2 separate regions of the Homo sapiens genome follow, and region 2 is linked to region 1. A link is a loop called in an ENCODE intact Hi-C map of the cell type or tissue named here. Cell type or tissue: GM12878. All regions are shown on one strand.

Region 1 (5,000 bases):
GCTGCAGATATAAATACAACATAAGTAAAGACAATGGGTTTATTAGGGTAAAGTGGCTTCAAGAAAAGCCTCCTATCCCAGGTGGCCATAGAAACTCTTTTTTTTTTTTCCTTTTTGAGACGGAGTCTCGCTCTGTTGCCCAGGCTGGAGTACAATGGTGCTATCTCACCTCACTGCAACCTCTGCCTCCCAGGTTCAAGTGAGTCTCCTGCTTCAGCCTCCTGAGTAGCTGGGATTACAGGTGTGCACCACCATGCCTGGCTAATTTTTGCATTTTTACTAGAGATGAGGTTTCACCACGTTGGCCAAGCTGGTCTCGAAATCCTGATCTCAAGTGATCCACCTGCCTTGGCCTCCCAAAGTGCTGGGATTACAGGCATGAGCCACCACACCTGGCATAAATCTGTAGCCACTGTTTATTGTGCTCGCTTTACAGATGAGGAAACATGCTCAGCAAGGAAACTCTGGTCTAGTGAGAGTTTGTAAATGGCAAAGTGAAGTTGCAAAGTAGAGATGTTTCCAAGCCACATTCTCATTTCATAATCCAATAAAATTCAGAATAAATTATCAAAAGCAACCTCAAAATTTTAACTTCTTGAAAAATAGCTATTATTTCTAAATGGCCCCTGAATCAGAGGAAAATCAGAACCAACATGGAAACTTATCTAGAGTCTTAAAAAGCAGACACTGTTCATACCAAAGTGTGTGAGACATAGCTAATGCTGCCTACAGAGGAAAATGTATAGCCTTAAAGACGTCTATTATTTTTAAAAATTGAAAACAAAGTGGATTAAGTATTTAACTTAAGAAAATAGAAAATATAAGAAGCCAAAAGGATAGGAATAAGAAATTAAAGGTAAACTATGCAATTAATGAAATAGAAAAAACAAAGTAGAAGTGATAAATAAAGTGAAAAAGGTGTTCTTTAAAAAGAAAGCACCTGAAGACAGATAAATCCTGACAAATCTGATTGATTAAGGCAAACAGTAAAAAGAGCAAGATTAGCAATAAGTAAGGAGACAGAATCATGAAATCATTATTAAGCCATTCAACAAATAGATAACACCTACAACGCATTGGTTTCTGGTTTAGAGGCTGCAGGTAACAGAGTTGAACAAGGCAGATGTGATTCCTACCCCCACGGAGTTTATTCTGATGGAAGGAGACAGGAAGTCAACTAGTAAAGTCATAAGATAGTTTCAGACAGTGAGAAGTGGTTTAAAAGGAAGGTAACGTGCGAGGAATGTGGAACCACTTTAGATCGGATAACCAGGGAATATCCCTCTGAGGAGGTGACGTGTCAGATGAAACTTGAAGGACGTAGAGTCAGCCATGGGAAGATCTGAGGGAAGAGAACGTCAGGCAGCGGGAACAACAAGAGCAAAGGCCCTGCGGTGGAACACAGCTGCTGTCTCAAGAAAAAGAGAACATTGAACGTCATGATGGATTGTTATAAAAGAGAGAGAGAGAGAAAGGGCTGAAGCACAGTGAAGGGAGAGGTCATAGGCAGAGGCAGGGATCACTCAGGATTTTATTCTGAGTGTGTTTTGTTCTGGGAGGCCATTTGAGGGTTTCAAGCAGTGAAGTGAAGTGATCTGATTTCTGTGCTGGGAGACCTCCTGTGGCTTTGGGTTCCTGGTGCAGATTGGACTCTGTTGGTGAAGGGCCAAGCATGAATGCTGAGCTCTGGGGAGGATCTTAAGGCTGCATCCAGATGAGAGGTGATGGGTTGGCTCCAGGCGGTGGAAGTGAAGAGGAGTGGACTTCAGTGGAGATTGTAGTCTGCCACCTGGATTCTCCTTCAGGACAGAGGCTCCAGGATTCGCCTTCAGCCAAGGAGAATCGCCTTGCCTAAGACTGCCTCCTCCATAGGGGCAGGCCACCTCCAACGTCGGGTTGACATGGGGGTCTAAGGACCCCATTTCATGGTCCTGATGTAGGCAACTCAGAAGGGCTGTTCCAGCCTCTGAGCTCTGGTGAGGCCTCTGGTGTGCCTGCATTCCAGCCCCACATCACTGCCCCCCACACCACTCTACCCCCTTCACAGGTGCTGTGCGTGAGAGCACTCCCCAGTAAACCACCTGCGTGCCCAGCTCTCTGAGTCTGTTTCCCAGGGAACCCAATCAAAGACGCTGATCGATCAGAAGAGCGGTACAAGTAGAACACACCACTCAGTGGCAAGTCCTTTCTCCACAGATGATGACTCAGGGAAGGTCCCAGAGCCTCTGGCAGGTCACAGAACCTCTGGCAGAGCTGAGGTGACCCCAAGCTCTCCTCTTCACAGCTCTGCTCCTCTTCCACCTGCAAACCAAGAGTCACAATGGAAGGGCCCAAGGTCTGCAAAAACCAAAAGTGTGTCAGCAGGACGGGACACTGAAGAAGTGCCACTCTTAGTTGTGGGAGTCTTTGTGGCTTTGGTTGCAATTACGTGGGAGTGTGCTTTTTAGTCTGACACTGTGCTGCTCTTATAATTGGAGGATCAGGTCATTGGCATTCAAATCAGTCCCTCCCGAGAGACACTGCCAGTCTAGTTTCTGGTAAGTTTCAATTTTCCTGTTGCTGCAGAGCCCCAGCTTTACATACTTTTGAAACCTTGGCCAGGAGCAGTGACCTGAAACAGTGAAACTGCTCTCCTATTCTAAATTTGAACTGTTCAGCCCTCTGGGTCTGAAGCTTCCTGCTTTTCGCTTGCTGGCTTTTTGGGGCAGAGTGGGGCTGCTTTCACTTGCTCACTCGCTCACTCAGTCATGTATTTATTCATCAGACATCTCTGATGTTGCTGACCAAGGGCTCAATGTCTAGACAGAGAGATGAAGATGACCCTGCCCTCAAATGGCTCATGCCCAGATCAAGGAGAGAGATGGTTAACTGATCCACTTCCTAATGCTTCAGTATGAATGACTTATCTTCTCACTTATCACTCACTGCACCCCCACTTTGGAATCAGTTCAGAACGCTTTGAATGTCCCAGAGGAGAGTTTGCTGTCTATTCCATAGGCAGTGGGCAGCCAAGTTAGGTTCTGGAGAAGGAGAGTGGCATGATTAAAGGTGTACTTTAGGTTTGTTTATCTGGTTGCATATCCATCCATCCATCCCCCATCCATCCATCTATCCCATCCATCCCATCCTCTCATCCATCCATCCATCCTATCTATCCATTACCCACTCATCCGTCCATCCATCCATCCATCCATCCCATCCATCCATCCATCCAGCCATCTATCCTATCCACTCATCCATCCATCCATCCAGCCATCTATCCTATCCACTCATCCATCCATCCATCCATCCATTCCATCCATCCATTTATCCATCCACCCATCCCATCTATCCATTACCCACCCATCCGTCCTTCCATCCATCCATCCCATCCATCCATCCATCCATCCATTCATCCACCCATCCATCCCATCCACTCATCCATCCATCCATCCATCCCATCCATCTATCCATCCATCCATGTCATCCACTCATCCATCCATTCATCTCATCCATTCATCCATCCCAACCATCCATCCCCCACCCACACATCCATTCATCCATCCATCCATCTCATCCATCCCACTCATTCATCCATCCATCCCATCCATCTCATTCATCCATCCATCCATCCATCGATCCAACTATCCATTCATCCATCCATCCATTCACCCTATCCATCCATCCCCCACCCACCCATTCATCCATCCACCTATTCATCCATCTATTCATCCATCCTATCCATCCCATTCATTCATCCCTCCTATCCATCTCATTCATTCATCCCTCCATTTCATCCATCCATTCATCCCATCCATCCATCCCATCTATCCATCCATCTCATCCATCCATCCCTCATCATCCATCTATCCATCCATCTCATCCACCCATCCATCATCCATCTATCCAACTACCCATTCCAGCTATTCATTACCCATCCACCCATCCATTCATCCATCGGTTCATCTCAACCATCCATTTATCACATCCATCCATTCATCCCATCCATCTATCATCCATCCATCCCATCCATCCCATCCATTCATTCATCCATCTCATCCATCCATCCATCCATCCAATATTTATTGAGCATTTTCTATGTGCCAGGCACTGTGCTGTGTGTACCTGGTTTCCATCTAATGCACTGAATAAGAAAGATATTAAATCCCTGCCTTCATGGGACCAACATTCTGGGGAAGAGAGGTGGATAGACAATAAACAAGTCAACAAGTAAGTGAGCTCCCGACATTGCTGAGTTATGAAGGGAATAAACAGGATGATAGGGTTGAGAGTGACCAGGGTGAAGGGTGAGGTCCTTCAATTAGATGATCAGGGAAGTGATCTCTGGAAAGGTGATGGTTGAGCTGGGCTTTAAAAGAAGAGAAAGAGGCAGTTATAGGAAGAGCAGAAGGAAGAGAGTTACAGACAGAAGAAACAGCAAGTGCAAAGGCCCCTAGGCAGGAAAGAACTTGGCTTGCTGGAGAACATGAAAGGAAGCCAATGTGGCTGAATAGGAAGGGAGGAGGGAAGGCTGGAGAAGAAGATGGGGCCTTGTAGGCCAATGTGAGGACTTGGGAGTCTTTGGAAAGGCAGCCAGAGGCCACTGGAAGGTTTCCAGCAGGCAAGTGACATGTTTTGATTTATGTTTCTGAAAGTTCCCCCGGCAGCATGGGAAGCAAATGTAGCAGCAAAAAAAAAAAAAAAAAAAAAAAAACCCCAAAAAGAAACAGCAAGGAGGTCAAGGGTGAGGACGGTAGCAGCCTGGACCAGGGTGGTGGCCATGGGGTTACAGAGAAATGGAAAACTCAGGACAAATTTTGGAGGTGGTGGGAGGGAAACAGAGGACTTGAGAATGATACGTCACTTTGATGCTTGAGCTACAGGGTGGTGTCACTGAGGAACAAAGACTGGAGAGTGCGGAGATAAGGAAGGAGGAATGAAATAAGTCTTTGTGGGGAACCAGGCTGTGTTTTTAGGATATTTCAAGTAGGTAACTCGACATTCAAGTCCAGAGCCCTGGA
Region 2 (5,000 bases), 55 kb before region 1:
ATTTCACCTCTCACAGCCAAATACAGATGTAATTTTGGGGGAGTACGATCCTTATTTTATATTGTGTTCTGATTATATGTAATTTTTGTTTTATCCTTTCAGCTGCGTAAGAAAAACTCAATTTCCACTCTTTTTGCAGACAATTCTTCAAAAATAGATTGCAAAGTTTTCATGTATTCATTTTACCATTTGTTCTTAAGAAGACTTACTTTAACATAATTACCAACAAATGTTTGCACCTAGCATTTCTGCTCAGAGAATGGTGTGAAAGGGGATAAAAATAGTAAGCCTTAGCCAGTGCCAAAGTTGTCAGTGGATTAAAGAATAGTGCTATCCTGGAAATGCTGCTTTAGGGGAGTTGGAGGCAGGGGGTCTTGCTGGGGATGGTGTGCAGAGGGTGGTTGGTGCAGGTAGGAAGAGGTTCCAAGCACCTTGTTAGGCTTAGTTTCTGTGCTATTATCTTAGGGCTAGACTTTTGGGAGGGGTTGTACTTGTACTTCAGTTTGTATGTGGGTCATGTTTGCACCATAGCGGGTGTGGTTATTGACAACTGTGTTTCCCGGTGGTTCCCCTTCCAGCCCATGCTCACCAGATGCCATTAGCAAGTTGTACCTTCTCTAATACCCTGAGGTTTTTCTGAGAAGGCTGCAGAAATACCCCCTAGAACAAAGAAGTCAGCAAAAACAAAACAAAACAAAAAACACCACTTAAGGGTAAGCACACAAACACATACAAATATAAGGACATACATCATAGGTATTGTAATGTTCCAATCCCATAATTTTGGAATGATTACATAGGTGGAATACAGAAGTATCCCTGCTTTTCAGCATGACTGCCCTTGATGACTCATCAAAAAACAGCAGTGCTAGTCATCTTAGACACAGAGGATGTGTGCCATTTAGACTTGTTCTTTTAAATAGTGAAAATTATTGCTTTATGGTTTTATTCTGTGCCCCCCGCCCTCATGCCCCTATGGGCCAGAGAGGCAGTTCACCAACTTCTCTCCAGTTGTGCCTCCCCTTCCTTCCTGTGACTTTAGGGAGTTTGTACGCATCTGCTCTAGTCCTAGAACCATGGGGCCTTCATAGCCCCTGCGCAGTAGCCAAGAGCAATGGGCCTTCTTACGGAAGGAAGAGCTCAGTTGGCAAGTATATCCTGAGCTGAGTTGTGAAGGCACACATTCATACCTCTCTTTATTTTTAATGGGGTTAGCACAGTCTTCAATCAATAGCTTAACTTCATCTCTGCTTTTATTTCTGCTCCTAGCATAAATTATTTAGCACAAATGCAGACATAATCTCAGAAATTACTTAGTATTAGTGTCCTGCTGTGAGCATCATTTTCTTGAGTGTGTTGTGTTCTAACCGCAAATTAGCAAAAGACCCTTCAAGAAAGTCTTTCTGTGGATTCATTTAGGGGGAATTTAGAAGGTTGTAGTCAGTGCTACCTGATCACTTTTATTTTCAGTGAAATTTTGTTTTATTCATAGTATAGTTAATAGCTTTCCTGTAACACACACACACACACTCTCTCTCTCTACATATATATGTATTATGTACATTTTTAAAAGTCACTTTTTACCTGGTAATATCTTAATCCCTTAAGGATTTGTCAGTTGGCCCATCGGTGGACTGAGTCACTTTATGAGTAGGGATTCCGAAAATGCCAAGCTTTGTCTGGGGGGGTTGGGTTGGGGGAGGATGCAATAATAAAAACTCTAACCTTGAAGATGCGGGGAGGGCCTACAGACATGTTGGAATTCAACAATTAGGTATATTTTAGTGTAGCCTCATAGTGCAGCGACCCAGCTGTAAAGATGAAGTCACTCATTCCTGTAATGATTTGCTAGCTTGTTGAACTAAAGTCTAGAGTTGAAAATTCTGCTCCTTTTGAACAGTGATCTAATTGTGAAACGGACAGTTGGCTACTGACAGTTTTCAAATATTAGCCAGTTGCTGATTTTAAAAATAACTGTGAGAAAGGAAGACCAAGGTGAGAAGAGACTAAAAATCAAACAGTCACATGAGGTTTTGTATCTTCAGACAGCTGAAGAAACCCGACAACCTACAAAGATATGATATTTGCTTGGGTAGTTGTAGTTCAGGTGTTTCCTTGTGCACCGAGCCCCTAGTGCATTGCTCATAATAGGTTCTGGGGCAGAGGTACCTGCTGATAGCTCCACAGGGTCATAAGCAACTTTGAACACCCCCAGGAGCCTTGTTGTTGGGCGTGGTGGGAAATGTTAATTGGCCTCTGAGTGAACTAGGAGGTACTGTTAGGATTCTTATCCCTTGATAAACTTACTCCCTGTGGCCGTCTTGTTAATATTTAAAAGTAAAGTGTAAATCCATTACAGGACACCATAATTTAATATTTGTTGCATTTCTGAGCTATGTGGTTGCCAGCATAGGGTCAGTATCCTAAGGCCTTTGAGTTTTCTGAGTTTTAACTCTCAGCTTGACTGTGGGGTGTGTGGGCTTGGGAATTGACTTTTGTTTGAGAGTAACAGCAATCTTAGGAATTAGTGATTTTTTTGGTCCTTGCAAATGTTACTGAACACACGGAACAAGCCAGCCACCAGGCTGCTCGTGGAAGGGGAAGGGAGGCAAAGTTGGGTTTGGTCCCCCTCCCCTGCTCTTATCCCCTCCACTCCCTTTTCTTCCTGAGCTCATGCTTTTGTTGTGATAGATTATTTTTCCCGGGATTTTTTGCTTTTGAAATCTTAGTTTTTGTGTCTTTGCACCTAGCCAGTAGGAGCAGCATTGTCTGAGATCTTAGCAGGTTCCAGAGAACTGTCCATTGTGGGTAGAGTTGGGAGTGGCAAGAACTGAAATTCCAGAGGCAGGAGCCAGGTTTTATGGACTTTTCTGAGTCATACTAAGCATGAGGAATTTGGACCTTGAAAGTGGTGGAAAGCCATTGAGAGACAACAGGAGGATATATTTATCATTTCTTTTAGTTCACCTATGACATTATAGGACGTTATAGGTAAAGACTAAATGCAATTCTTTTTCTTCTTCTTCTTCTTTTTTTTTTTTAATAGGGATGGGGTCTCGCTATGTTTCCCAGGCTGGTCTGGTCTCTGTAACTACTGGGCTCAAGTGATCCTCCCACCTCGGTCTCCTGTGCCTCCCTTCCCCTTCCATGAGCAGTCCTGCGGCTGGCTTATTCAGTAACATTTGCAGACTCACTAAAAAAAGTTACTAATTCCTGGGATTTTGTAATTCCAAAGTGTTGGGATTACAGGCATGAGCCACCACACCCGACCCTAAATGCAGTTCTTGATTCCAAAGACTAAAGAATACTTTACGGGCATAGAAAAACCCCGCAGTGCTTTAACTTCTTATGTGAACATTGCTAGGGTCTTTATTCCCTCTGTAACAATTCCTGGCCCATTTACAGGATTTTTAATATTAGTATACTTTGATTTAGGTTTAGTTGGCAATCTAGATACATCCCAAACCAAACTTTTCCCACATCTTTTTTTTTTTTTTTTTTGAGATGGAGTCTTGCTCTGTCGCCCAGGCTGGAGTGCAGTGACACAGTCTCGGCTCACTGCAAGCTCTGCCTCAGCCTCCCGAGTAGCTGGGACTACAGGCACCTGCCACCACACCTGGCTAATTTTTTTTTTTTTTTTTTTTTTTTTGTATTTTTAATAGAGATGGGATTTCACTGTGTTAGCCAGGATGGTCTAAATCTCCTGACCTCGTGATCCGCCCACCTCGGCCTCCCAAAGTGGTGGGATTACAGGCGTGAACCACCATGCCTGGCCCCCAGAACTTTTTATTATGAAAAAATTCAAACTTACAGAAAAGTTGCAAGAATAACACAATAAAAGCATTATCTTCCATCTGGAGTCAACAGTTACCACTATTTTGCTTTTTTTGTTTGAACTGTGGCTCTGCTTTCTCCACTGAGCCACGTTAAATTGTTGATAATTATCCAGGCAGTTAACCTTTAAATACTTCAGCACACATCTCTTTAAAAAATGACATTCTCCTGTTTAATCAAAGTACTATTATTGCATCTAAGAAAATTAACAGTACTTTCATAATCTTTTCAATACTTGATCTTAGCCAGAAGGCCGAGAAGTGATCATAATACTTTCTAATATCCAGTCCTCATCCAGTGGTGCTCAGAATGTTATTTGTAGCTGCCCCCATCCCCAAAATAACATATTACATTTGGTTATGTCTGTTAGTCTTTAGTAGCTTTCTCACCCCATCCACTGCTCATTGTAGTAACTCTTTGAGAAAGAGTTCAGGCCAGTATTATTGCATGTCCTACATTCTGGAATTGCCTAGTGTCACTTTGATGTGTTCCCTAGTTTTCTGGTTGTTTTTTTTTTGAGTTGGAGTCTCTCTTTGTCACCCAGGCTGGGGTGCAGTGGCACGATCTCGGCTTGCTGCAATCTCTGCCTCCTGGGTTCAAGCGATTCTCCTGTCTCAGCCTCCTGAGTAGCTGGGATTACAGGCATCCACCACCACGCCCAGCTAATTTTTGTATTTTTAGTAGAGATGGGGTTTCACCATGTTGGCCAGGCTGGTCTCGAACTCCTGACCTTGTGATCCGCCTGCCTCGGCTTCCCAAAGTGCTGGGATTACAGGTGTGAGCCACTGCGCCTGGCCAATCCACTGTATTTTTGTAAACCAGAAGATAAGTCTAAGAGCTTGATTCGATTTAAATTAAAAGTTTTTGGCAAGAATACTCAGAAGGTAATCTTAGTTTGTTCTAGTTGGTGATAACCCAGTTTGGGCACTTGGTTAAGTGGTACCTATCTGATCTCTCCATTGTAAATGCACGTTTCCCCCTTTGCAGTTATGTGATCTGTGGGAAGAATTTGTTTTTGATTTTCTTTCCAAAGTGTAGCCTTACAAGATTTGTTTTTTGTTTGTTTTTTTTCTGGTTTGTTTTCTTTTTTAAATCCAAGCCTTTGCGGAGGTCGAGGCCAAGCCACCCACCTTGGCTTCTCAAAGGGCTTGGATTATAGGTGTGAG

The links. Peaks named below come from ENCODE experiments on the same cell type or tissue, not always from the same donor. Only the 100,000 strongest peaks of a DNase experiment are listed, where the experiment ranks them.
Region 2: it touches region 1 in a loop (4-fold over the local background); 14 of 110 quality-filtered maps call a loop at or near these places.

Annotation. Positions count from the first base shown.
Region 1 is chr20:49,618,108-49,623,107 of GRCh38, reverse strand. No RefSeq gene overlaps it. Among named protein-coding and RNA genes, the nearest start is that of PTGIS, 52 kb to the right of the region's middle. RefSeq lists an enhancer at 2,212-2,281 and a silencer at 2,412-2,461. In GM12878, no CTCF peak of the experiment used is centred here; a DNase peak (open chromatin) is centred at 2,487; H3K4me3 peaks cover 785 bases; H3K27ac peaks cover 1,619 bases.
Region 2 is chr20:49,672,731-49,677,730 of GRCh38, reverse strand. All of the region lies in intron 1 of B4GALT5 (beta-1,4-galactosyltransferase 5), which reads left to right. Among named protein-coding and RNA genes, the nearest start is that of B4GALT5, 39 kb to the left of the region's middle. RefSeq lists an enhancer at 1,054-1,133. In GM12878, no CTCF peak of the experiment used is centred here; DNase peaks (open chromatin) are centred at 580 and 1,880; H3K4me3 peaks cover 2,381 bases; H3K27ac peaks cover 3,377 bases.